Regions from separate parts of the Homo sapiens genome. Here region 1 is linked to region 2. A link is an interaction called in ENCODE POLR2A ChIA-PET data of the cell type or tissue named here. Cell type or tissue: PC-3. All regions are shown on one strand. Each heading gives the region's core, and the rest is flanking DNA. Links, peaks and the distances in the headings are about the cores only.

Region 1 (12,548 bases), core at 786-5,785, 1.1 Mb before region 2:
AGTTAACTTCCTGGCGGAGAATGCCACCGTAAACCACTGAGAATGCAGCAGCTCTGCAGAGGCCTGAGCAGAATGATGGGATAGAGTGAGGTCACATGGCTTCTTGAGGTTGCATGGGCAGGGGCCGATGCAATGGGAATGCGCTCATCGACATGTTTGCTAGCAGTCACATTTCCTAGACCCCCTTGTTTGTATGGTTCCAGTTAGAATTAGACAAAGGAAGAACTCATGTGTGATTTGAAGGCAGAAGGACGTGGTGTCCATCATGCTCTTAAGGACTTATAGTCTCCTGCAGTGACAGAGAAATGTGGAGGTGCTCATGAGTCCTGCACACCTTTGCTCTCCTCCACGCAAGTTCAGCTGACCGTCAGCATCCTTCTGACCAAGCTCAACCTCAGGTCTACTGCCAGACATGTGGCCACGGGACACAGAGAGATCATAGCCTCCTATGGACCTGTTTATGAAATTCCCCTTCACACGCACATGGGGTGGCTCATGTGAGGGAGGAAGCAGCAGCCATGGAAAGAGAACAAGTTCAAGATCTGTGTTGGAAGTAGGCTTGGCAGGACTTGCTGGTAGGTTGGATGGAAGATGTGGCTTAAAAGGGGGTCAGGATGTCTCCTAGGCTTTGTCTTAAGCAAGAAAGCAAATGTTTCAGGCCATTTATTGAGATAAGGAGCCTATCTAGGATTGGAAATAAGAGTTCTTCTTTGGCCATTGTGGTAGGTTGAAAAAAAGGACAATATTGTGGTAGATTAGGGAAAAACTGGTCACACACACACATACACAAATGTCTTCAGCAACTCCCAATCATAATCATAAACTTACATTAAAAATGCAAATGCAATGCAAAGATGTTTCTTTTTCTTGAACACTTGAAAGTAAATTTCTGGCCAGATGCTCCAGCACCTGTGAATATTGTACTATTTCTTATAAGCAAGGACCTTCTCTCCCCTACATAATCAAGATCAAAATCAATGTCAAGAAATTAGCATGGGGCCAGGTGCAGTGGCTCACCTCTGTAATCCCAGCACTTTGGGAGGCCGAGGCAGTCAGATCACGAGGTCAGGAGATCGAGACCATCCTGGCTAACATGGTGAAACCCCGTCTCTACTAAAAATACAAAAAAAATTAGCCAGGCATGGTGGCAGGCGCCTGTAGTCCCAGCTACTCGGGAGGCTGAGGCAGGAGAATGGCGTGAACCCGGGAGGCGGAGCTTGCAGTGAGGCAAGATCGCACCACCACTGCACTCCAGCCTGGGCCACAGACAGACTCCGTCTCAAAAAAAATTAACATGGATACAATACTATTTTTTAACCTGCAGTCCTTATTCAAATTTCTCCAGTTGTTCCTCTGATGATCCTTAAACAAAAGAAAAATAATCTTTGTGTGTTCAACATTCACTCCAGGAACACACCATTTTTTTTAGTTTCATGCCTCTCTAGTCTCCATCAATCTGGAAGATGAGTTCTGTTTTGTTTGTCACGATCTTGACATTTTCGAAGAGTTCAGGCCATTGGTTTTGTAGAATGACCCTCAATTTTAGCTTGTCCAACATTTTCTCACAACGAAATTCAGGTGCTGCTCTTTCACAGGAATGCCATGGAGCTGGTCCTCTCACTCTGGCTTCATCTTACCAAGTGGCACGTGATCTCCATCCTCCTGTGTCTGACGATGCCCACTTGGATCACTTGATTAAGGTGGTGTCTGCCAGGCTTTTTTGCTGTGAAGTCACTCTTTTCCCCTCTTTGTAGTTAAAAAGCATTTGTTCATTGTGGTAGTATTAACATTAATTGAGGGCATGCTATGTGTAGAGGGACTTTAAAACTTTGTAAATATCCCGTGCCCCATCAAACTTTCAATTGATTGTTTATCTATCAGATAAACACTATCAGAAAACCACTAGACTAGACTAGTGATTGTCTAGTTTTCAGTGAATTCTGTTAGCTTCATTATTTATTTTGATGTGCAGATTGTCCCTGATCCGGTCACTCAGTGGGAGCCCATTCCATCTGGTTTCTGGTTTTTACATGACCTAATCATTCTTTGAGCACTTCATTACTTCCTGACACAACAGGATGTTACATTCTCATCTCGTCCTTTCTCTTCTTCAGTCCTGGAAGCAGCCATTTCTTCAGGAAACCTAAGTTTCAAGAGATGCTGGTGTAGTGTACTCATTGCTCCCAGGACTTCTCAGTGGACACATTGGTTTTCTCTGGAGAGCCTTGATACAAATGGGACATGGCAGAACTAGAACCTGAATCAAGACTTATTTTACTCTATGCTCAGAGCTCTTTATTTTTCTCAGTGAAAACTGGCTTAAGAGGAAGAGACACATATGTGTATGGATACATACATGTACCCTATTGTCACAGGATACTAGAAATATGTGGATAACCTCACATCTTTATCCTCTTCCTAAATGGTTCTTCCAAAGTCTGGATGGACAACTGTTTCCCCAGCACAATGAATTCAACCCACCAAAGCTTCTCATTATCCCTTTCTTCATCCCTCCTCCTCCAACTCCTCCCCTCCCCCGCCTTCCTCTGTTGCCTATCACAGAGAAGGGCAGAGCCATCCATTCGCTTCTGTAAGCTGAATAGCTGGCATTGTCATCAGAATCCTTCCTTTCTCTCTCCCCATTTCCAATTTGTCAATGTTTTCTATTGATTTTCTCTACTGAACATCTCTTGTATTCATCTCCTCCTCTCCAACCCGGCAACTGCTGACTTGGTCTCTCAACGCCTCCCATCTGTGCTTTGCAATTGTATGCACTTCCTTGCCCATAGGCAAAGTCCTGGTGGCTGAGCACCAGCCACAACACTAAGAAGTCAGCAAGTGAGAGGTGAGTAAAGGACATACATGTATAGTCTGTGGAGCTGTCTCAACAAGGAATGGCACAATCCAAGGCTACATCGATGCTCTAAGGCAGGGAGGCAGAGAAAAAGGATGGGGGTGTTCAGGCAGTGAGGACCAGTCCAGGGAGACGTAATAGAGGAAGGACTCAAAGCAGAAGGCAAGGCACAGAGCCTGGGGTCATTCCTCTGTCCGTAGCCGGAGAGCCTCCACCTTGTCCGGTTTCTTATCTTTCTGTAGTGCAAATCTGTGACTCACTTGCTTAGAACACATCAGTTGTTTACCTTCACCTGCAGGACAAAATCTCAATCCTTGGAATATCCCCCCTGTCTCCCTCTGTGCCTCACTGAGTGCAACTTCCCCTTGTATTACTCACTCCTATAAGATGGAATTACTGATAGTTTCCTGATGACACTGTGTTCTCTCACCTGTGTGCCTGCACACCTGCTCGTCACTGTGCCCACAGTGCCTTGCTCACCTGGCAAAGTCCTACTTCTCTTCCTTCTCCTATGCTTGTGTCACACACTGCACAATTCTCCACTGAAGCATTCATGCCATCGCATCATAACTGTCTGCAGGTCTTGCAGATTTGCAGGAAAGACCATAAGCTCCTTGAGGCCACTGTCTTCACATTGTCTTGTCATTGTCTTCATGCCCCTGCTCCATCCCCATGCCACTAAGTTGTTGCTCAGTACATTTGTTGAATGGATAAACAAATGAATTCATGAACTAGAAGTTGGGAGGAGAGAGTGGTTTAGGACAAGAAGTTGTAGGGGATTTTCTTTAAACTTTTAATGTGGAAAAATATTAGATTTACAGAAGAGTTGCAAAGATAGTATGAGGAGTTCCTGCATACACTTAACCCAGGTTCTTCTAATGTTACTCCCCTTTGGTTATATCTGATATAGCCAGAGAAGTCTTACCAACTAAAGAATTAGCATTAGTAGAGTGATACTACCTAAACTAAAAATTTTATTTAGATTTCACCAGTTCTCTGCCAATGTCCTTTTTCTGTGCCAGGATCTCATCCAGGGAACCACGTTGTACCTAGTTCTCAGGAGCCTAGGTTTCTGCTTAGTCTTCTCCTTAATATTCTCCAGACTGCAGTACTTTCCTTGTCTGTCATGACCTTGACACTTTTGAAGAGTACTGGTCAGGTATTTCACAGAATGTCCCTCCATTTGGGTTTGTAATGATTTCCCTCACGATTAGAATAGGGTTATAGATTCTGGGGGAAGAATGTCAGAGGTGAGGTCCTTTTCTCATTGCATGACTTCAGGGATTATGACATCAACGTAAAAGGTTACTACTTTCCCCTTCCATACTCTGTTCTTTAGAAGTGAATCACTAAATCCAATGAACACTCAAGGGGAAAGGAACTGAGCTCCACCCCTTAGAAATGGGAGTACCTACAATTATTACCTGGAATTCTTCTGTTGGGGATATTTATTTTTGCTATAATCCAGGTAGTCAAGTGAAGCCTATGGACCTAGTCTCAGAATATTTTAAATTTTAATGTATTGATTTTTTGAAATGAAATACATGGGATTATAAAGGAAAACAGTTGCATTGATATACGATTATTAAACTATTTTTTAAAAAAATTTGTGGCATAGGAATTAAGAAGAAATTACTAAGGCAGATAGTGAAGGTACAGGAGTTCTCAGTAAGATTTTCCTTTTTAATGAAAAGCAGCCCCCAAATCATTTTCTAACAAAGAGCAGCCTGTAAAATCCAGATGCAGACATAGACAAACAAGCTAGAGGCTTGCACCAGTGAATGCCAGCAGGAAAAAGCTACCTGAGACTAGACATGTTCAAAATGGCGGCTCCATCTTCCCTTCTCTTTAACAGCCAAGTGTACAGTAAGGGCTTTCTGGTCAAGTGAAAAGCCCATTTGCATAATAAGATTAGAGTGGGGTGGCCAGCCTTCCCCACATACTATGTAAACGTCACACCTGATCGAACCAATCTGTGGGCTCTACATAAATCAGACACCACTTCCTCAAGTCTGCCTATAAAATCCAGAAAACTCCACCGCCAGCTCGTCCTTCCTTTTGGAAGCCCCTCTCTCTCACTAGAGAGAGAGAGAGCTGTTCTCCTTTCTCTTCCTTTTGCCTATGAAACCTCTGCTCCTAAACTCCTTGTGTGTGCCTGTGTCCTAACTTTTCTTGGCATGAGATGACGAACCCCGAGTATTTACCCCAGACAATGACACCGCATCAGTAATACATGTGCTTATTTATCAGTTCTTCAAAACACAAGGTCTGGTAGCATGTGTAAGATGCTTCAGTTGGAAGCTTCGACTGTGATTTCAAAGTGTTGCTCAGCATAAGTGACATCACAGCTGATGCTAATACCACAGTGGGTTGTTGCCTATATTAACAGTGAAACTAGAAAGTGAAGCAAAAATATTCACAGATCTTTTGAAAGAAGCGGCATTGCCACTGCAAATTCTGTGAGACAGGCAAAAAACGGTGAGTTCCCAAAGTGTGAGAGGGGGAAAACTGGCCTCCGAACACACATCCTCACTGGGGAACCTGAAAATCCAGATTACAGAAGGATTTAACCTTACCTAGAGCTGAAATGGACTTAGTGCGAAATATAAAAGTAGAAGCAGCAACAGGAAGAGGCTTGCAGGCACTCTTCCTCTCCAGCTCAATCCCAGGGAGGCCATCCCTGACTATATCTCATAGGAGCCCTTGGGGAAGGCAGCCAGCAGAATTTGGGAGGGGTCACAGGGTGAAAGAAGTTTCCAACTGAACTTTGTAATAATTTCAACTGTGCACAAACTCTCTTGAGCAGAATCCAGGGGTGAATGACAGTGTGGGCAGATGGGGAGGGGTGTGGCTTCAAAGTCTTGCTGGTTTTCTCAGCAGGGAAGCTTATAGCCTGGGGCAAGATCTGGGTTCTGCCTGCAGGCTGCCTGAAGATAAACTCAGTGCTACTAGTGGAGTACAGCAGGAGAGAGACCGGCCTCACCAGGCAACTGCCTGGGAGCTGGGTGAGCCCTATCCCTACTGGCTTTCCCCCACTTCCCTAGTGACAGAGGCAGCCATAATCCCTTCTGGAACATAACCCCATTGACCTAAGAACCACTCCACCACCATTTCTCACAGTAGCCTGGGCAAGCCCTGCACAAGGAGAGTCTGAGCTCAGATAGGCCTAACCCTGCCCCCACCTGTTGGTATTTCTCTACCACCCCGGTAGCCAATCACAAAAGACATAAACTCTTGGAAGCTTTATGGCCCTGCCCATCACCTGAGAAACCCAAATACTTACCCTGGCTAAGGTAGGGCAAGCTTATATCCCCCTTCTACTATCTCAGCTGGTGCTCTCTTAAAAGCACCACCTCCTGGCTGGAGGTCAACCAACTCAGGACATCACAGCAACTCATGACAGAATAACCCAGCTCCAAGGAAAGAGAAAACAACAGCTAATTCCACTGCCTGCAACATGCTGACTAACCAGTGGTCCTGAGTTTGTCCCTGTGGCAACTTCACTGCTAGCGTCAGCAGCATTTGAGAAAGCCAACACACTAAACACATCTACAACCACGGACTCTCACAGAGTCTATTTCACTCCCCTACCACCTCCACCAGAGCAGGTCCTGGTATCCCCAGCTGGGAGACCTGAAGATGGATCACATTGCAGGGCTCTTTGCAGACATTCCCCAGCACCAGCCCAGAGCCTGGTAGCCCTGCTGGGTGGCTGGACCAAGAAGAGTAATAACAATTGCTGCAGTCCATCTCCCAGGAAGCCCCACCCCTAGCGAAAGGGGGAGCACGCCACATCAAGGCATCACCCCATGGGACAAAACAATCTGAACAACAGCCCTTGAGTTCCAGATTTTTCCACTGAAATAGTCTATCCGAATGAGAAGGAATCAGAAAAGTCATTCTGGAAATATGACAAAACAAGGTTCTATAACACCCCAAAAAGACCACAATAGCTTTCCAGCAATGGATCCAAATCAAGAAGAATTCTCTGAATTGCCAGAAAAAGAATTCAGAAGGTTGATTGTTAAGCTACTCCAGGAGATGCCAGAGAAAGGTGAAAAACAACTTAAAGAAATTTTTTTTGTAATGCAGGATATGGATGAGAAATTCTCCAGAGAAATAGATATCATAAAGAAAACACAATCACAACTTCTGGAAATAAAAGACACACTTAGAGAAATACAAAAGGCACTGGAAAGTGTCAACAATAGACTAGAACAAGTAGAATAAAGAACTTCAGAGCTTGAAGACAAGGCTTTTGAATTAACTCAATCAGACAAAGACAAAGAAAAAATATTTAGTCAGGGCATGGTGGCTCATGCCTGTAATCCCAGCACTTTGGGAGGCCAAGACGGGTGGATCATCTGAGGTCAGGAGTTCAAGACCAGCCTGGACAACATGGTGAAACCCCATCTACACTAAAAATACAAAAATTACCTGGGCATGATGGTGCAAGCCTGTAATCCCAGCTATTTAGGAGGCTGAGGCAGGAGAATTGCTTGAACTCCGGAGGTGGAGATTGCAGTGAGCTAAGATCACACCACTGACCTCCAGCCTGGGTGACAGAGCAAGACTCTGTCTCAAAAAAAAAAAAAAAAATTAAAAAATGAACAAAGCCTCCAAGAAATTTGGGATTATGTTAAATGGCCAAACCTAAGAATAATTGGTGTTCCTAAGGAAGAAGAGAAATCTAAAAGTTTGGAAAACTTATTTGAGGGAATAATCGAGGAAAACTTCCCCGGTCTTGCTAGAGATCTAGACATCCAAACATAAGAAGCTCAAAGAACACCTGGGAAATTCATTGCAAAAAGATAATCACCTAAGCACTTAGTCACCAGGTTATCTAAAGTCAAGACTAAGGAAAGAATCTCAAGAGCTGTGAGTCAAAAACATTAGGTAACCTATAAAGGATAACCTATCAGATTAACAGCAGACTTCTCAGCAGAAACCCTACAAGCCAGAAGAGATTCGGGTCCTATCTTTAGCCACCTGAAACAAAATAATTGCCAGCCAAGAATTTTGTTTCCAGCAAAACTAAGTTTCATAAATGAAGGAGAGATAAAGTCTTTTTCAGAGAAACAATGCTAAGAGAATTAGCCACTACCAGGTGAGAGCTACAAGAAATGCTAAAAGGAGTTCTAAATCTTGAAACAAAACTTCAAATTATGCCAAAATAGGACTTCCTTTAAGCATAAATCTCACAGGATCTAAAAAACAATAATGCAACAGGGAAAAAAACGGTATTCAGGGAACAACTAACATGATGAATAAAACAGTACCTCACATCTCAATACTAACATTGAATGTGAGTGGTTTAAATGCTCCACTTAAAAGCTAAGGAATGGCAGAATGCATAAAAACCTACCAACCACATATCTGCTGTCTTCAAAAGACTCACCTAATGCTGGACTCCCATAAACTTTAGGTAAAGGGGTGGAAAAGATATTACATGCAAATGGAAACCAAACGCAAGCAGGAGTAGCTATTCTTGTATCATACCAAAGAGACTTCAAAGCAACAACAGTTAAAAAAAAAACAACAAAGAGGGATATTAAATAATGATTAAAGGATGAGTCCAACAAACAAAATATCACAGTCCTAAATATGCATGCACCTAACACTGGAGCTCCCAAATTTATAAGACAATTATTACTAGACCTAAGAAATGAGATAGATGACAACACAATACTAGAAAGGGACTTCAATACTCCACTGACAGCACTAGACAAGTCATTGAGACAGAAACTCAACAAAGAAACAAGGGACTTAAGCTATACCCTAGAACAAATGGACTTAACAGATATTTACAGAACATTCTACTCAACAACTGCAGAATATACATTATTTGCAACAGCATATGGAACATTCTCCAAGACAGACCATATGATAGGCCACAAAAAAAAGTCTCAATAAACTTAAGAAAATCAAAAATATATCAACTATCTCTCAGACCACAGAGGAATAAAACTAGACATTAACTCCAAAAGAAACCCTCAAAACTATACAAATACAGGGAAATTTAAAAATCTGCTCCTGAACGATCCTTGGGTCAACAATGAAATCAAGATAGAAATTAAAAAATGTTTTGAACTGAAAGATAATAGTAACACAATATATAAGAACTTCTGGAATACAGCAAAAGCAGTGCTAAGATGAAAGTTCATAGCATTAAATTCCTACATCCAAAAGTCTGAAAGAGCACAAATAGACAATCTAAGCTCATGCCTCAAGGAATTAGAGAAACAAGAACAAACCAAACCCAAACTTAGCAGAAGAAAAGAAATAACCAAGATCAAAGCAGGATTAAATGAAATTGAAACCAAAAATCCAAAAGATAAATGAAATAAAAAGCTGATTCTTCGAAAAGATAAACGAAATTGATAGACCATTAGTGAGATTAAGCAAGAAAATAAGAGAGAAAATCTAAATAAGCTCAATTAGAAATGAAATGGGAGATCTTAAAACCAATACCAGAGAAACACAAAGATCATTCAAGGCTACTATGAACACCTTTACACACAGAAACTAGAAAATCTAGAGGAGATGGATAAATTCCTGGAAATATACGACCCTCCTAGATTAAATCAGAAAGAAGTAGAAACTCTGAAGAGACCAATAACAAGTAGCAAGATTTAAACAGTAACTTAAAGATTGCCAACAAAAAAAGTCCAGGATCAGATGGATTCACAGCTGATTCTATAAGGCATTCAAAGAAGAATTGATACAAATCTTACTGAAACTATTCCAAAAGATAAAGAGGGAATCCTCCCTAAATCATTCTAGGAAGGCAGCATCACCCTAATACCAAAGCCAGGAAAGGACATAACAAAAAAAGAAAACTACAGATCAGTATCCCTGATAAACGTAGATGCAAAAATCCTCAACAAAATACTATTAATAGCTAACTGACTCAAACAACATATCAGAAAGATAATCCACCATGATCAAGTGGGGGGGATTTCATACCAGGGATGCAGGGATGGTTTAACATATACAAGTCAATAAATGTGATGCATCATAGAAATAGAATTAAAAACAAAAATCATATGATCATGTCAATAGATGCAGAAAAAGCACTGACAAAATCCAGCATCCCTTTATGATTAAAACTCTCAGCAAAATTGGCACAGAAGGGACTTACCTCAAGGTAATAAAAGCCATCTATGACAAACACACAGCCTATATACCAAACAGGAAAAAGTTGAACACATTCTGCCTGAGAACTGGAACAAAACAATGACACCCACTTTCACCACTTCTATTCAACATTGTACTGGAAGTCCTAGCCGAAGCAGTCAGACAAGAGAAAGAAATAAAGGGCAACCAAATCGATAAAGAGGAAGTCAAACTTGCTGTTCACCAATTATATGATCATATACCTAGAAAACCCTAAAGACTCATTCCAAAAGCTCCTAGATCTGATCAATGAATTCAGTAAAGTTTTAGAATACAAAATGAATGTATACAAATTAGTAGCACTGCTATACACCAACAATGACCAAGATGATAATCAAATCAAGAACTCAACCCCTTTTATAATAGCTGCAAAACAACAACAACAAAAAACTTAAAATAATTAGGAATATATTTAACCAAGGAGGTGAAAGATCTCTACAAAGAAAACTATAAAACACTGAAAGAAGTCATAGATGGCACAAATGGAATCACATCCTATGCCCGTGGGTGGATAGAATCCATATTGTGAAAATGACCATACTGCCAAAAGCAATCTGTAGATTCAATGCAATCTCCGTCGAAATACCATCAACATTCTTCACATAACTAGAAAAAACAATCCTACAATTCATATGAAATCCAAAAAGAGCACACATACCCAAAGCAAGACTAATTAACAAGAACAAATCTGGAGGCATCGTATTACCCGATTTCAACCTATAAGGTCATAGTCACCAAAACAGCATGGTACTGGTATAAAAATAGGCATGCAGACCAATGGAACAGAATATAGAACTCAGAAATAAAGCCAAATAGTTGTAGCCAACCGATCTTTGACAAAGCAAACAAAAACATGAAGTGGGAAAAGGACACCCTATGCAAGAAATGGTGCTTCGATAATTGGCTAGCCACATGTGAAAGAATGAAGCTGGATCCTCCTCTCTCCCCTTATACAAAAATCAACTCGGCCGGGCAGGGTGGCTCATGCCTGTAATCCCAGGACTTTGGGAGGCCGAGGTGAATGGATCACAAGGTCAGGAAATTGAGACCATCCTGGCCAACATGGTGAAAACCTGTCTCTACTAAAAATACAAAAATTAACTGGGTGTGGTGGCATGCACCTGTAGTCCCAGCTACTTGGGAGGCTGAGGCAGGAGACTCACTTGAACCAAGGAGGCGGAGGTTGCAGTGAGCCGAGATTGCGCCACTGCACTCCAACCTGGTGACAGAGCAAGACTCCATCTAAAAAAAAAAAAAAAAAAAAAAATCAACTCAAGATGGATCAAAGACTTAAATCTAAGATCTGAAACCATAAAAATTATAGAAGATATCACTGAAAAAACTATTCTACACATTGGCTTAGGCAAAGAGTTCATGAGCAAGAACCCAAAGCAAATGCAACAAAAACAAAGATAGATAGATGGGACTTAATAAACTAAAAAGCTTCTGCACAGCAAAATAAATAACCCACACAGTGGGAAAAAATATTCACAAACTATGCATCTGACAAAGAACTAAGATCCAGAACCTACAAGGAACTCAAATAAATCAGCAAAAAAACACAAATAATCTCATTGAAAAGTGGGCAAAGAACATGAATACACAATTCTCAAAAGAAGATATACAAATGGCCAACAAACATAAGAAAATATACTCAGCATCACTACCTTTATCAGGGAAGTGCAAAAAAAAAAAAAAAAAAAACCACAATGAGATACCACCTTACTCCTGCAAGAATGACCATAATTAAACAATAAAAAAAAAAATAGATGTTGGCATGGATGTGGTAAAAAGTGAACACATTTACACTGCTGGTGGGAATCTAAACTAGTACAACCATTATGGAAAAAAGTATGGAGATTCCTTTAAAAACTAAAAGCATAACTAACATTTGATCCAGTAACTCCACTACTGGGTATCTACCTAGAGGAAAAGAAGTAATTATATGAAAAAGATACTTGCAGATGCATGTTTACAGCACCATAATTCGCAATTGCAAAAATATGGAATCAGCCTAAATGCACATTAACCAATGAGTGAATAAAAGCTATATATATATATATATATATGCCATAGAATACTATTCAGCCACAAAAAAGGAATAAACTAATGGCATTTGCAGCAACCCGAATGGGGTTAGAGACCATTATTCTAAGTGAAGTAACTCAGGAATGGAAAACCAAATATTGTATGTTCTCACTTATAAGTGCCAGCTAAGCTATGAGGACGCAAAGGCATAAGAATGATATAATGGGCCAGACATGGCGGCTCACGCCTGTAGTCCCAGCACTTTGGAAGGCCGAGGAGGGAGAATCACTTGAGGTCAGGAGTTTGAGACCACCCTGGCCAATATGGTGAAACCCTGTTTCTACTAAAAAATAACAAAAATTAGCCAGGCATGGTGGCAGGTGCCTGAAGTTGCAGCTACTCAGGAGGCTGAGGCAGGAGAATTGCTTGAACTTGGGATGCAGAGGTTGCAGTGAGCCAAGATTGTGCCACTGCATCCAGACTGGGTGAC
Region 2 (17,222 bases), core at 6,580-11,579:
TGTGTGTGTTGGGGGAATGACATCAAAGGCCTTTTAGTTTTTTTAAACTTGGTTTTTTCTTCCCTTCCATGAGGCTGACACAGGAAAATCTGACTTTGTACTCTGGCCATTATCAGAAAACTCTAGCATGGTTAGGGGAAACTGTGGCCTCTCTAAACTAATATGCTTATGTGTTACAGTGCATGTTAATTGGAAATCTGCAACTACCAAAAATGTCACTCAAACTGGCTTGAACGTTAAAGAAAATTTATTGATTTACAAACCTGAAAAGCCTAAAGATATCAGGCTTCAGTCAAGACTTGATTCAGCAACTCAAGGGCAGCAAAGACCCCGGAGGCTTTTCATTTCTCCTCTCTGCGTTACACAACATGTATTTTCTCCAAGTGGCCACAAGATGGCTGCAAGTAGCTTTCAGCGCTGCGATGTCCTTGCTCATATCCAAAGAGACGAGAATGTCCCTCAAGTAGCTTCTAAGGAAGAATGAAGTCGTTTTCTCCAGGATCCTCAAGGAAATGTGCCTTTGTCTTTGAGTAACACTAATTAGGTTCTATGTCCATCCCTGGCCACTCGTGGGGTGGGGTGGCCGTGTCGATAGCCTTAAGTCAGTCAAGCCCCATTCTTGGAACTGGGTGTGAAGTCAGCTTCCCTTCCAGCACAGGGGTTGTGTGAGGGAGGGGTGAACGCCCAGATGGAAATCAGGGTGCTGAGTCAGGAACTGGATGGCATTCGCTCCAGAGCCGCACATTTCCTCAGGAGAGAAGGCTCTTTCCTTTCCTTTCTCTGGTCTTGGAGCGGAAACGGCTTGGCGGCTCAGTTAGCACAGGATGAGACTCCAGGAAAGGACGCAGGGAGTGGGCTCATCTCCAGTCTAACCCCTAGTCTAGCTCACACGTGCCCCCACCCCTACCCCTCACAGTTCACCTGGATAGCAGACCAGGCTTGAGAGCAAGAGCCTATCTAGAAACAGGTGGAGTGCTCTGCTAGAACTCCTTGTCTATGGCTATTTTAGGAACCCCACCGAGTGGCAGCTGCAGGCAGCAGTTGAGCAGGTGGTGGCACAGGAACTGGGGGTTTAGCATGGTGGTCATCTTCTCACCACCAGCACCACTAACTAAGAAAGAGGCACCTGCAGACCGATATGTATACTCACCAGCTTTGTGATGATAACTACATCATTTAATGTTTCTGTTCTTTCTTTTCTTCATCTATAAAGTGGGGATCATGTGATAATAATAACCTCCTTGCCTATTTTGTGTTGAAAAAAGAGGAAATGTTTCTGTTCCCTGTCTCATCTTTTAATCTTGACCTATACAATTGGGAACTTCTACCCCGAGACTTCTGGCTTCCCTTTCTTCTCCCTTGCTAGTTCCTCCCAAAGGAAGAAGGATTTACAGATTGTGTTGGTCAGCCACTTATCACTGATAGAGCCACCCTTGATAGCAGGGTTACATCACAGGAAGCACTGAAGGCCAGCACTAATGCTTGGCATAGCCCCCTGCATCATCTTCCTTTCCCATTGCTGTAGGTAAGCAGACACATACATTTTTGAAATTGGTAAACTCAGCCAAAGATCCTTTCAAGATCTGCTCAGCTCTCTGGCCCCGAGAGTGCCCCTTCCAAATTTAGAAGGATTGGAGAGAGGAGCCTTCACTTTGACATGGGCTCACCACCTCCAGTTCAGCTTTTACCAGGCCTTTGCATTAGAATCTTGGGTTCTTCAACCCAAATATCCATCAATAATAGGCTGGATTAAGAAAATGTGGCACATACATATACACCATGGAATACTATGCAGCCATAAAAAATGATGAGTTCATGTCCTTTGTAGGGACTTGGATGAAGCTGGAAACCATCATTCTCAGCATTGATGACGGGGGGGAGGGATAGCATTAGGAGATATACCTAATGCTAAATGACGAGTTAATGGGTGCAGCATACCAACATGGCACATGTATACATATGTAACAAATCTGCATGTTGTGCACACGTACCCTAAAACTTAAAGTATAATAATAATAAAATTTAAAAAAAGAAAATGTGGCACATATACACCATGGAATACTATGCAGCCATAAAAAAGGATGAGTTCATGTCCTTTGTAGGGACATGGATGAAGCTGGAAACCATCATTCTGAGCAAACTATCACAAGGACAGAAAACCGAACACCGCATGTTCTCACTCATAGGTGGGAATTGAACAATGAGAACACTTGGATACAGGGTGGGGAACATCACACACTGGTGTCTGACATGGGGTGGGGGGAAGGGGGGAGGGATAGCATTAGGAGAAATACCTGATGTAAATGATGAGTTAATGGGCGAAGCACACCAACATGGCACATGTATACATATGTAACAAACCTGCACGTTGTGCACAGGTACCCTAGAACTTAAAGTATAATAATAATAATAATAAAAGAAAGTCATAACAAGAATTAAAAAAACTTGGGTTCTTGTCCTGCCATCTTTTAATAAAGTGAGAAATCCTTCTCAGCTGGCTACTGATCTTTGTATATGGGCTTCTTTGGCAGGAAACTGGGGGAGGACTTAGGAGTGGGGTGGGGAGAAGGTGGAAATACATGCCAAGGCCTATCTCACTCCCCTATACCCTGCTGGGTTGTGGAGGTGAAATTAAGTTGCATAGTTGAAAGTATTTTAGAAGTGAAACTGAGCACAGATGTCAGGCAGCACTAGCCTCAAGGTGGATGGCGTAAGGAGTGATGCCCTCTCCTAGGAAATGGCTGGTGCAGATGTCAGTTCTATAAGGAATATTCCCACTTCAGTTACTGGAACTTTGATTATTAGCCGGGAGATTTTTCTCCTCCCAGATGTGGCTTGAATAAAAGTGTGTCCTCACATAAGACATTGAGTGGGCACCACTCAGAAGCTGACTGATGTTATTGAGTAAAAGGGAGGGTGCCCAGTGCACTAGAAGCCAATACTGTGACACCAGGTTTTGGAGAAAAGAAAAGATTTATGTTGAAAGTGGACTCTCAAGGAGACAGGAGTCAAGTTCAAATCTGTTTCCCTGCACTGGCTTCCAAGCAGTATTTTTATTAGAAAAGGTTCAGGGGTTAGATTCTGAGACTATATAGGTAACTGGTGAAAGGAAACAGGAGGTCTGGGAAGGCCCTGCGCATGTCCAGTTGTTTCTTCCTGCTATCTCATGGGTCACATGTGTGAATTTGGGGGGAGTTAGTATGAAACATGTGGAAATTCGGGCTGGGACGCCAGCAAGCTTGTTCTGTGCAAACTCCAGTCAGCCATCTTAGTTTCCACCGATTCTAGCCAGGTTTTTCTTGATGTCAGCGTCAGAGTCTCAGCAAGTTGTTTCTTTTCTTACCTGCTGTCCTGCAAACAAGAATTTTTGTTAGTCGTTGGTTTCTTTAACTCTTTGGGACACAATTCCAATGTGCCCTACTTGGAGGAACAGTTAGTAGCAGATCCTCTCTTCTTCCTCCTCTATGAGAAAAAGTAACTTTTTGTTAAGTCCACTTCCTTTCAATGTGCTTCGAATTTCAGTGTCTCCTGGGATACGTTGTCCTAACTCTGTCTTTTCATTTTAGCTACACTCACTCTTTTTCTTTCTACTTCCTTTTACTATCCACCCTCTTCTTCCTTAGCTCCAGAATGATTTTCAAACCAATGGTGGTACTAAGTCGCTCTCTCTATTGTCACTAATGATGTCATAATCATCTCATTCACATTCAAAGTTCTGTTTTAGTTCTCATCCTCCTTGATGTCCCTGTCATTGTTGTTCGCCATTTTTAAAAAATTATTTAATATCATCATTGTTTATTTTTAAAAGAACATCTGCAATTGCACTATAATGCCACTACACAGATATCTTTTTGACCTTGTCTAGTCTCTTGACATACTTACTTTTTTTTTTTACAAAGTTGGAAACAATGTACATATTGTTTCTTGCTTTGTTCTTTCATGTAATATTATTTCTAGACACATCATACAAGGGTAAAGCTGAAGGAAGCCTACAGATCTCATATGCCCTCTATATTTTACAGGTGAGAAAACTAAGATTTGTTGGAAATGCTCAGTGGAAAGCACCAGTGGCCAGGACCAGCAATTCCCAAATCCCAGTCAGCCCTCTACCTTGGCTATAGAACCCACAGGAGGGTTTCCCCAGTTTGGAGAGAGCACTTGGGGTGTTTATTTAAAATGTAATTTCCTGAACCTACCACATCACTGAATCAGGATCTTCAATAATGGGGCATACACATTTGTAGTTTTTAAAAAGATACCTAGGTGACTCTTCAGCATATTACGATTTGAGGCCAGGTGCAATGATTCATGACTGTAATCCCAATGCTTTGGAAGGGCAAGGTGGGAGGATTTCTTGAACCCAGGAGTTTGAGGTTACAGTGAGGTGTTACAGTGCCACTGCACTCTACCCTAGGCAACAGAGGGAGAACTTGTCTCAAAAAAATAAAAATACACATATACACATGTACCCCTGAACCTAAAATAAAAGTTAAAATAAATAAATAAAAATAAATAAAATTCAAGAACCACCGTTTGAAGAGTTTAAGTCACAGAAGACACAGAGGCAAATGTTCAGCACTATAAACCAGGACTTCTGAGCTGAGCTAGACTACCACAGACTTTGCCAAAACTAGAGGCAACGTAAACAGCCAGTTCCTTGTCTAAGCAGAAGAAGTCACCTTCAGGCCTGTCTTACCACAACCAAACCAGTAGAAACCGACGCACTTGTTCATATGAACTATAAGTAGCTTGTTCATGTTACTATAAGTAACTCATACAGTTTCTGGGTTTTTGAGCTATAGGAGAGAAGAGGGAAGAAAGAAATAGCCTAAGAGAGATTCAAGAGAGCTGTTGACACCATCTAAGAAAAAAGTTAATCCAGTCCAGTTGTATTAAATATCACTTTATTCTTCCCAACACATATGCCCTATATGTAGATTGGCACAAAATTGCATGCCTATTACAATTTCTGCCATCTATGGCTTCATTTCAGCCATGGTTTTAAAAGTAGAGCTCTCTGGGTGTATTGTGTGAATGGCTGCAGGTTGTGGGGGTTGGGGAAACCATGAAGTGTTGGAGAGAGGAGATGGGCTGGCAGTAAACCTTTGAGCATGCCTATAAATTAGACCAGTGTTTTATGAACTGCTGGTTGTGATATATTAGAGGGTTTGAAATCAATTTAGTGACCAGCACTTTTATATGGAGTGGAAAGGAATGAAATGGAGAGTAGAACAGAATAGAATAGACCATCACGTATTACTACTATTTTTATTGAGACAGAGTCGTCTTCTCCCACTCAGGCTGGAGTGCAGTGGCATGATCATGGCTCACTGCAGCCTCAACCTCCTGGGCTCAAGTGATCCTCTTACCTCAGCTACTTGAGTAGCTGGGACTATAGCTATGCCCCACCATGCCCGGACAATTTTTGTAATTTCTTTCATAATAATGGAGTTTCACCATGTTGCCCAAGCTGGTCTTGAACTCCTGGGCCCAAGTGATCCATCCACCTCAGCCTGCCAAAGTGCTGGGATTACAGGCGTGAGCCACTGCACCAGGCCTACCATTATTACCGGTGATTACGTGTGTGTGTGTGTGTGTGTATGTGTTTGTGTTTATAAGGAATCAATGTAAAATTTCCTTTTTTTCAACCACTTTATTGAGGTATGACTGATCTCACTTACATGTAGAATCTAAAATAGGCAAACTCATAGGAGCAGAAAGAATGATGGTTGCCAGGAACTGGGGGGGTGGAGAAAAAGGGTTGGTCAAAGGGTACAAAGTTTCAGTCATGCAAGATAAATAAGTTCTGGACATTCCTACCCAACATAGGACATATGATTGCCAATGCTGACAATACTGAAAATTTGCTAAGAGGATAGATTTTACGTTAAGTGCTCTTATGACAAAAGAAGAAAAAATTAAACATTTTTAGGTAGTGGCCAAAACATTTGAAAACTGCTGTGTATTGGTGGAAAACTGCTGTGTTAGAAGATGAACAAAGTTCAGAGAGGTTGAATTCTTAGCCAAAGGTTACTTAATTTTAGATCTTTTGACTCCAGATCCAGTACTTTTGCCCCTAACACTTCCATGCAGTTCACATTTCCCTTTGCTTGCAGAATCTTCATGTTTTCATTTCTAATGAATGAATATTAGGTTTATATCACATTATTTGTTTTATTATTTCTCTAATATTGAGTATTTTGGTAATTTCACTTTTAGCTATTATAAATAATTCAGCTATAAATATTTTTATAATTGTGTTTTGTTCTTTTTATGAATTGCCCATATAGGCTATATTTTCTGGTATGATTATTCTTGTGGCTCTTCACTCCAAAAAACAACCAATTTACACTTTTACCAGCAACCATTTCACAACAGTCTCACTAGTACTGGATTTTATCATTTATTCTTATACTTGTTTATCTGGTATGTGTTAAATGGCCCCTTAGAATTGTTTCCATTTGAATTTCTTTAATTAACTTCCAAGGTTTAGTGTTTCGCCTGTTGGTTTTATGTTGGTTTTCCTGGTGTATGAACTGTCTGTGTGTGTCTTGGTCCCACTGGCAGCCTGGTTTGAATAAAAGCAATATACTTTAGATATTAAACTTCCGATATGCAGCCATATTTATAGCAAACAGTTTTTCTTATTTTCTTACAACTCTTTCTGCCTTGGTTTTGTGAATTTTCATTATTTCACCATCTTACTTTATTTTTATTTTTTTATTTTTTATTTTTTGGTGCAGTGGCAAGATTTATTAAAGCGAAAGTGAAAGTAAAGCTTCCACGCGGTGGAAGGGGACCCAGAAGGGATGCTGTTTGTGGCTTGGCTGTCTTATGCTTATATCCCCTTATGACCCCTCCCCTTTCCTCTTTTTGTCCTATAGAATTAGCTTATTTTCTATCCACCTGTGGGTTGGCAGGCCTGATTGGTTTAAAACATCAGGCTGCAGTTAGAGCTTAAACTCCCTATATAATTGGTTGAAATTTCAATCCCTTATCTTGCAGCTTTGACTCATTTTGGCTTAGGGGAAAGTCCCCTTTGATTGGTTGAAGTTTTAATTCCTTTGCTTGCAGCTATGATTTATTTTGGCTCTTGCAGCTATGATTTATTTTGGCTTAGGTAACGTCCCCTTAGGGAAGTCCCTATTGACCCAAGGAGTCCAGCCAACTTAGCCACTTAGTCCCTCAGTCCCCTCTCAACAGGAAAGCCCAAGTGCTGTTTGGAAGTTGGGCGACGATCGTTCTTGCTACTTCCTGCTGAACTGCGGGGTAGAAGGGGCTCCGCAGTTGAGGTTTCCTCGGGAGGGGAGTCTTCAGTGTCGTAGTGCAAGAATGGGTTGGCGGGTCAGTCTAGGGGTCCTCGATGGTAGGTGCTAGTGGTGATCATTTGGGGCTCCATTTGTCTAACCATTTTCAGTTTCATGGATTCTATTCTGGAAGAGACAAATTTTACAAGGAGGTTAAAAATGCAGGGTCCAAAGATAAGCAACATCACAATAGCCATCAAGGGTCCCAAGAAGGGGAGAAGCCAAGGCATCCATTGGTTGACAATACTCCAAGGTCCTGTGTCTTGGAGCGCTTATGCCCGGCACTGTATCCAATCTTGAAGCTCTTTAACCTTCTCGTTGACAATTCCAGATTGATTAACGAAATAACAGCACTCTTCTAGAAAAAGACAGGTTCCATCTCTTTTGGCTGTTAATAAATCTAAGGCTGTCTGATTTTGAAGGGCTACTGCTGCTAAAGAGTTAAGCTGGTTTGTAAAGTGACCAAGCAAATCTGCGACTCATTTCATGTCATCATTTAACTCTTGTGATAATTTGTAATAGGATTGGGTGGAGGTGGTAATGCCTCCAATGCCGATTCCTAGTCCTCCTAGTACCCCAACCCCAATAATGAGTGGCAGGACAGTACAGGTAAGCTGAAATGCTGGGTTTCACGGATCTTTAAAGGCAAATAAAAATTGAGAGTCAGAATGCAGAGGGATGAAGAAGAAAGTGTACTTAAGATCTAGGACTGTAAGCCATTCTGCTTCCTCTGGTATCTGGGAGAGTAGAGTCTAAGGATTAGGTACAACTGGATACAGAGGAACAACTGCCTCATTGATAATTCTGAGGTCTTAAACTAACCTCCATTGTCCGCTGGAGTTTTGTATGCCTAGAATGGGAGCGTTGCATGGACTGTTGGATGGCTTTACTTATCCCTGTGTTTTTAGGTCTTTAACAATCTTTTGTAACCCTTGTTGGGCTTCTGGTCTGAGGGAGTACTGCCTTTGAAAGGAAAGGAGGTAGGATCCTTTAATTTAACTTGAACTGGACAAGCGTGTTTTGCTCATTGGTATTGTCCTTCCTCTGCCCAGACTTCAGGATTAATTCCTTCCTCCAGTAGAGGGCAGCAAACGGGTATTCCTTCTCCTATATTCAAGTATATAATGGCCCCTGCTTTAGCTAATATGTCCTTCCCTAGTAAAGGAGTAGGGCTCTCAGGCATAATAAGAAAGGCATGTGAGAAAAATAAGGTTCCCCAGTCACAATTTAGAGGGTGTGAGAAATACCTAGTGACTGGCTGTCCTAGGACCCCTTTGATGGTGACAGACCTGGAGGATAGTTGTCTGGGACGAAAGAGTAAAACTGAGAAGGCCGCGCCAGTGTCCAGGAGGAAGTTAGTTTCCTGGCCCTCAATGGTTAAGCTTATCTGGGGCTCTGTGAGGGTGATGGCATGCTCTGGCGCCTGCCGCAGGCACCCTCAGTCCTGTTGTTGGACCATCTTGTTAGTGGCCTCTGGCCCAGAGGACCTTCTCCCTCAGGGGCAGTGTGCCGTCCAGTGATCCCCCTGGCACAAGGGACATGGATGAGGGAGCGGCTTATTTTTGCTTGGGCAGTCCTTTTTGAAGTGCCCCTGTAAGCCGCACTGATAACAAGCCCTGTTAGGTGGGTTGCCTGCCCAGCCCTTCTTTCTTTCAGAGCCACCCAAGTTCGTCTGCCTGAGGGCAATGATGACTAAGGCAGCGGCCTTTTTCTTGTCTCATCTGTCTCGTTCAGCCTGCTCCTCCTGATCCCTATTATAAAACACTGAAGTTGCCAAATTCAATAGAGTTTCCAAATTTTGCTGGGGGCCCAGGGCAGACTTTTGAAGTTTTTTTCTTATGTCTGCAGCTGACTGAGTGATAAACTTATCCTTTAAAATTAGTTGGCCTTCAATAGAGTCAGGTGACAAAAGGTATGCTTTCTTAATGCCTCCCTTAACCTCTCTAAAAATGCCGTAGGGTTTTCTTCCTTTCCCTGCATATGGTGGACATCATTGAGTAATTCATCGGCTTTTTTCTGGTCTTTCTTAATCCCTCTAGTATACAAGTCAGTAAATGCCTGTGACTCCAGTGTCCATGCTCCGAATCGAGGTCCCAATGGGGATCCACACTGGGAACTGCCTGTTGGCCTGTGGGGAATTGTTCCCTTTCTTCTGATGTCATTTTATCATTTACCTGGCTTAGATACCAGAGATCCCCAAACTCCTGGGCTGCAGCTAAGGTGGTCTCTTTTTCGTTAGGAGTTAATGTTTGACCTAACAACAACATAATCTCTCTGGATGCTAAATCAAAAGATTGTCCTAATTCTTGTAAGACGTCTATGTATCCATCAGGATTATCTGAGAATTTTCCTAGGTCCAGTTTGATCTGTTTTCACCATTTTACACTTTTATATAATCCTACCCATTATTACTTTATAATTTGAATTTCTTCTATTCTCTAAGTCATAAAAATAAATTTCTGATTAATTACAGTTAGAAAAAGTATTCTATTTAATTTTTGTAATATGATTTGTAACTCTCTGATACACATGCACAAAATGTTTAAAAATCCCTCACCTGTGTGGAATGTGAGGGTCTAAGTTAAGAACTGAGTGCTAAGAACCTTTTTACTCTTTTTCTGAGTCAGTGGTTCTCAATGAGTGATCCCAGATCAGCGGTATCTAGGAACTTGTTAGAAATATAAATTCTCAGGCCCCTGTTCCACTCCTTCTGAATCAGAAACTCTGGAGAGTGGGGCCGAGTAATCGATGTTTTTTGCTTTGTTTTGTTTTTCTTTTTTGTAGAGACAGGGATTTGTCATGTTGCCCAGGCTGGTCTCAAACTCCTGGGCTCAAGCCATCCTTCCACCTTGGCCCCCCAAAGTGCTGAGATTACAGGCGTGAGTCACCGGCTCAGCCAGTCATCGATGTTTTTAGAAGCCCTCCAGGTGATTCTGATGCATGCTAAAGTTTGCATACCTGGGTACGAACTCAACAGCCTCGATTACACTCACTTCTAACTTTTAATTAATTGGTAGTAGACATCATCTGCCTTTGCTAGGCGGTCCCCTTAGGGCCCACAGAGCATCATTTATTCCGTTTATCAAAATGCGTAAAGACAATGTCCCTCCATCCCCACCCCTTATCAGTGTAGCCAATTATAATATATGCCCATGCCTGCAATTTACAGTCTTGCTTGTAGCTACCCTCCACTGGAAACCCCACTACTACTTCATACTTGTTAAAGTTTGCATGAAGATATTCTTCCGGTTACCCTCCTGGGTTATTAGCTTTAAGATAATATGTGTATTTTTATTTTTGCTTATAGGGAATTTCTCAGCTATGCTTTCTGATTATTTCTTACTCTCTTGCGTCTATCCCTAGTGGCTTCTCGCTGATCTTTTTTCTTCTCCCAAGGTCAGTTTTGAAACACCTTTTTTTTTTTTTTTTTTGAGACAGAGTTTCACTCTTGTTGCCCAGGCTGGAGTGTAATAGCGTGATCTCAACCTCCGCCTCCCAGGTTCAAGCGATTCTCCTGCCTCAGCCTCCCGAGTAGCTGGGATTACAGGCATGTGCCACCACGCTCGGCTAATTTTGTATTTTTAGTAGAGATGGGGGTTTCTCCATGTTGGTCAGGCTGGTCTCGAACTCCTGACCTCAGGTGATCCACCCGCCTCGGCCTCCCAAAGTGCTGGGATTACAGGCATGAGCCACCACGCCCGGCCTTGAAACACCTTTCAATACTAAATCTGAGATTAGCAAAAGGCAACACTCTTCAAATATTAAACTTTATCAGGAAAATTTCAGAAATTTTCAGGAATATAAATAGAAAATGTCAATGTTGCTAACTAGGAATGCCTTTAGCTATACAGGAGAACTTGCAAAGATCAGGATGTTTTTAGGGTCACAGGAAGTAGTCCAGGTTATGGTTTTACCTCTAGATAGCCACAAAGTAGATTTTATCAGTTTGTCCACAGTTCATCAGGCCCCTGAAAACCCAACCAATAATGCTGAGCTTCAAACACACCAACGCTATTTGGGACAATCTTCTGTGACCCTCCTTTCTTTGATCCCTTTCACATCTACTCCCATCTATGGAGGCTCACTTTGTCAGTAATAGCATTCCTGCTATTCCTGGTCTAAATAGATGCCACTCACCAGAACTCAACTGGCCTTTGTAATATGAAATGGATGCAATGAAATAGCAATTATATTCCTGTCAGGCCCTGCACCAGCTCCATCACCTTATGTATGGAGAGGACTTTACCAGAAGAGTGATCCTGAGAACCAGGAGCTACCTTTAGAATGCCCCACAATGCATCACAAATATTGACTGGGAGAGCACAAGGGTGTCTCAAACCCACCTTATGGAGCAGAAAACTGCCTTAAAAGCAAAAGCACCTATCTGTAGGTGGGACAAGCACGTTCATATTCCATGCCTCTAGCAACCAATGAAGTTAAGCTGTAGACATCTCAATGCCTTTTGCAGCCAGGCTCCAGGCCTCTTAACACCTTTTCCCAACTTTCTGCTACTCTAATCCTCTCAAAGCCAATGACTTTCCCGTTGTAGACCTCCTCAAGTAGAATCCCACTTGCCCATGTTCCCTTTGTATGCAACCCACACAAGGAGCCTCTGGTGGGCCGGGCATGGTGGCTCATGCCTGTAATCCCAGCACTTTGGGAGGCCAAGGTGGGCAGATCATGAGGTCAAGAGATCGAGACCATCCTGGCCCATATGGTGAAACCCTGTCTCTACTAAAAATACAAAAATTGGCTGGGCATGGTGGTGTGCACCTGTAATCCCAGCTACTCAAGAGGCTGAGGCAGGAGAATCGCTTGAACCCAGGAGAAGGAGGTTGCAGTGAGCCGAGATTGTGCCATTGCACTCCAGCCTGGCAACAGAGTGAGACTCTGTCTCAAAAAAAAAAAAAAAAAAAAAAAAAAAAGAAGAAGCCTCTGGTGTCGTCCCAGATTTACAGGAGATTGCAGTGCACATTTACCACACACCTCAGTCTAGAGCCATAGCTCCATGGAAGCATTGAAAGATGTAGGTGTTCTATAGAGGCTGCACTTGAAAAACAGGGCACACTGGGGCAAGTCAACTCTGGGAAAATAGCCACCTTAGTAAATAATTCGCAGAAGTGAGGACAGAGCCATTGCAAAGACACGCTCTGCTCCTTGGATCATCTGTGGAGGCTTCAGGATAATCTTAACTCCCAAAACATTTTAAGATAATTTAGAACAATTTCTTAGCCTCCTCCTCATATAGCTATAAATTATCAATATTTGTATGGGAGGGATGAAGAAATGCATTATTTCATGTTTGAGATGTGGCAAGCCCCTGTCTATGGATTGCATAGAACTTCTGAATTTCACCTGGTCTGAGGGTCCCACAGAGAACTTAATTAACTTGTCACTCAGCAGCTCACTCAGGGATGGGTCCAGGTAACTAGAGCCACCAGAGTGGGGCTGCTGTCCCAGCTACCATCTTGGAAAGTACCACCAGTCTGATTCAGATACAAGTGGATTCTGAGAGTTCTTGGGGATGAAGTTCACAACCCTGAACATATCAGCACCCATCTAATTAGCACTACAAGCCGGCCATCTCAGGCCTTCCCAGCAAAGTTAGAGATGTAGGCATTCACATGATGTTTTCTATATACCACAGAATGCCATCATATTAACTTATAGTAGTGGCTATACTTTTCTGGTGGCTGAAAGTGACTTATTTCCAGGAAACCTATGTATTGTATTGAGTATTTGGACATCCAGATCAGTAGTCAAAAGGCTGCTTTGTGGGCAAATAATCAGAGTTTACAGCTTAGATAGTCTTCAAGGATTTCATTTATCCTGTGAAAGCCTACTGAAGCCATCCCTACTATGTAGAAAAAAGAATGAGGAGAATGTTTGTGCTCACTAAATGTAGTGTTTCTCTCTCTCTCTCTCCCTCTCTCTCTTTCCCCCTGTACACCCCCATCTTTGGAATGTATTGGATTGGATAAATACTAACACATTGTTACTATTCATTTGCCTTTCCTATATGGTAGAATAATTCCAATAATAATGAAATATTAATTGATTGAAATTAATAATGCTTATGTTATTAATGGTTTCATTCCATTTATATTAATTTATTCATTCTTGTAGCAAGTATTAATGAACTTTTTCTATGTGTCAGGTACTATTCTAGGCACTGGGGATATGGTATGGAAAAAGTAAGAAAGATTTCTGCACCCTTGAGGGCTTACAACCTGTCTCCTATATTTTCCAGAATGCACGCTGTTCACTTTAATTGAATCTGGGTTTTTGCCAGCACATCACAGAATGAGGTTAGATATCATTCTTTGAGAATGACTATCCTGGGTTTGAGATCATCTATATATGGACCATGACCATGAAAATGAAATATAGCTTATTTTGGCAATGACCACTATTATCTCGCATTAATACAGCATTTTCTACTTAAAGAAACATTTCGCTTTGGCAGCAAACAGCAATCAATAAACAAGAGATTATCAGTAACATGTAGGCAAATGTGGCAGAATTCATATCAGGCTAGGTTTTGTTTTTGTTTTTGTTTTTCAGTGACACGTAAGAAGCACAGCACTTAAATGTAAGGGAATACTGGATTTTTAAATGTGATCCGATGGCATTTGGAAATTCTTCCCTGAAAATACATATTCTTGAAATAAACGTACACCTCCCATTGTATATGCATTTTATGAGCATGAATAAAAAGAAAATAATGATTCCATAATTTCATGCAAGACCCAGAATTTTTCTTCACTGTAAACAAGATGTGCACGTTAAACAAGCAGTACATGTTACCTGAGCACTATTCTGTTAACACGTGCGCTGTCTTTGTAATAATATCATATCTGCATCAGGATTGTGACTGATGCTGTTGGCTCCCTTCCCAACAACATTCCTTGCATCATTCCTTGCAAGCAGAATCTTATTTTCTTTGAGTGGTTTAAGGAGAAAGACCTCCTTCTGAACCCAGAAGATGAATCATGATTAGTCTATGACCTCATCTTCCTTGCCAGTGATTGGCAGGCATAAATATTTGATGTATTCTGGCCAATGAGGGATGAGGAGGAATCCTCCTGGGGGCTTATGGGAAGGGTTTTTTCACTCATAAAAAGAGACAAAGAGAAAGCAACTTTTTTCCTGCCTTTGAATATTATGGATTGAGGATGGGATGCTTGAAGTTGCTGTCTTGCAACTGTGAGGGGACAGACCTGACCTGAGAACAAAATCTAAAACCATACAGATGGTTTTAGATTTATAATAATAAAATAAGTTCATATTATTATATTGTGTGTGATATATATTATATTTATATAATAAAATTATATTACATATTTACATAATAAAACCCTTATAATTTAAGCCAGTGATCTCCAAAATGGAAGAAAGAAAACAATAGAAAATCAATTTCTTTCTATGTGTTAACACCTCATTTTTTAAAAGCATATTTAAAATACAAATTGAAATCAGTAGCTCCACTTCGTCTATTATTTGTCAGAAAGCTGTGTCTCCAGACAGAGCCAGGAGACAGGAGTGGGAGTTTCATAAGCATAATGCGACTTTTGACGTATTATAATTTACCTATGCCCAATTAAGTGGACTCAAAGATTATATTTTCTTAAATAATATAATTTTCAAAATTTAGACAGAGTATTTTTTAAAGGATGTTTGGAAATGTTTTCATTACTATGTATTTTGTTGCTAAAAGTATGTCATTGTGTCATCATGCGTAAGACCACAAATTTATCCGACTTTTCAAAAATCTTTCTAACAGAGTATTTCAGTGAGTTTTGAGCAAATTTATTAAAAATAAAAGCTAACCTTCCAATAATAATTTTCAAGATCAATGTTTTTCATTTGGGGAGTTGGTAATGTACTGACCAGTTTCACAATTTGGGGATGGGACTGACATACTCATTCTACCCTCCCTTCAACCCCTGGTCATCACTAATCTCTTTACTGTCTCCATAGTTTTGCCTCATCCGGAATGTCATGTAGTTGGAATCATACAGTATGTAGGCTTTTAAGATTGACTTTTTTCACTTAGCAATACGCATTTAAGCTTCTCTATGTTTTTTTGTGGCTTGGTGGTTCATTTCTTTTTAGCTCATTTCCTTTTTTTTTTTCCGAGACAATCTCACTCTGTCGCCCAGGCTGGAGTGCAGTGGTGCGATCCTGGCTGACGGCAAGCTCCGCCTCCCGGGTTCATGCCATTCTCCTGCCTCAGCCTCCCAAGTAACTGGGACTACAGGCGCCCGCCACCATACCTGGCTAGTTTTTTGTATTTTTAGTAGAGACGGGGTTTCACCATGTTAGCCAGGCTGGTCTCGATATCCTGACCTCGCAATCCACCCCTAGCTCATTTCTTTTTATCGTTGAATAATATTCCATTTATTCATTCACCTATTGAAATACATTTTGGTTACTTCCAAGATTTACTTCCAGCAATTATTAATAAAGCCGTCATAAACATTTTATGTGTTTTTATTACCATTTGGTAAAATACCATTCTTAAGAAATGACAGCCAGTTATGAACTTCTTTCATTTAGATCTATGAACATTTGCAAAGGATTTTTTCTATTCTGACAGCCACCAAAACCTAGTACAAAAACAAATTTAGACTCTCAGATGTTTAATTTTGAAATATTTTTCAAGTTTCAAAAATAATAAAGCAGAGTACCCCCGCTAAAAATGTCAGTAGTAAGTATAAAACCTGGAACTGTTTCTAAAGTTTATTTATATTTATTATATTGTTAAAATTGTATTTTTATATACATTTATAAAATGTATAAAATTGTATTTTTATGTATGTTTATAAAATGTACATAACATTGATACAGGTAATGTGTATACTTTATATATAAATGAATACATACTTTTATATAAATTGTTGAGTGCATTCTCAAACAATTTTTCTTTTACTGTTAGGTGTGCACAATCAAGAAAACATATAGGCCAGCCACAGTGGTGCCCAGCATTTTGAAAGACCAAGTGGGAGGATCACTTGAGGCCAGGAATTCAAAATCAGCCCTGGCAACATAGCAAGAACCCATCTCTACGAAACCATTTAAAAATAGCTGGGTATGGTGATGTGGGCCTGTAGTTCCAGCTATTGGGGAGACTGAGGTGGGAGGATCCCTTGAGCCCAGGAGTTCGAGGTTGCCGTAATCTATGATCGTATCACTGCACACTCCAGCCTGGGGGACAGAGGGAGTCCCTGTCTTGAAAAACAAACAAAAAACCACACATATATTTTAACTGAGTTTTCTATTACTTGTAGCCAAAATATCCTTCTTTAGTGCTTTACTTAGAAATGGCTTTCACATACACTTTTAAAAAATAATAGACTGTTTTTGATAATAGTTTTAGGTTTATAGGAAATTGAACAGAAAATATAGTTTCCATATACACTTCCCACCCAACCCCCATTTTCCTTTATTATTAATGTTTTGCATTAGTGTGGCACATTTGTTACAACTGATGAACCAGTATGAACTAAAACCTGAAATTTATTAGAATTAGAATTTACTCTTGTACATTCACGGGTTTTGACAAATGTGTCCACCCACCCTTACAGTACATCCTTACAGCACAGTTTCACTGCCTAAAAATCCTCTCTGCTCCATCTACTCATTTTACCCTCCCTTCAACCCCTGGCCATCACTAATCTTTTTGCTGTCTCCGTAGTTTTGCGTCTTCCAGAATGTCATATAGTTGGAATCATACAGTATGTAGCACTATAAGACTGTTCACTTAGCAATATGCATTGAAGTTTCTCCACGTCTTTTCATGGCTTGATAGTTCATTTCTTTTTATCATTGAACAATATTCCATTTATTCATTCACCTATTGAAAGACATCTTGGTTACTTCCAAGTTTTGGCAATTATTAATAAAGCTGCTATA

What was found. ChIA-PET counts read pairs that join two places held together with the same protein. Peaks named below come from ENCODE experiments on the same cell type or tissue, not always from the same donor. Only the 100,000 strongest peaks of a DNase experiment are listed, where the experiment ranks them.
Region 1: POLR2A ChIA-PET joins it to region 2 with 6 read pairs; 1 of 35 experiments calls an interaction of 5 or more read pairs at or near these places.

The regions. Positions count from the first base shown.
Region 1 is chr11:113,290,990-113,303,537 of GRCh38, forward strand. All of the region lies in intron 1 of TTC12-DT (TTC12 divergent transcript), which reads right to left. Among named protein-coding and RNA genes, the nearest start is that of TTC12-DT, 17 kb to the right of the region's middle. In PC-3, for the core only: no CTCF peak of the experiment used is centred there; a DNase peak (open chromatin) is centred at 3,182.
Region 2 is chr11:114,340,014-114,357,235 of GRCh38, forward strand. No RefSeq gene overlaps it. Among named protein-coding and RNA genes, the nearest start is that of C11orf71, 52 kb to the right of the region's middle. In PC-3, for the core only: CTCF peaks have their summits at 8,374 (motif pointing right) and 8,578; DNase peaks (open chromatin) are centred at 8,378, 8,998 and 10,208; H3K4me3 peaks cover 729 bases.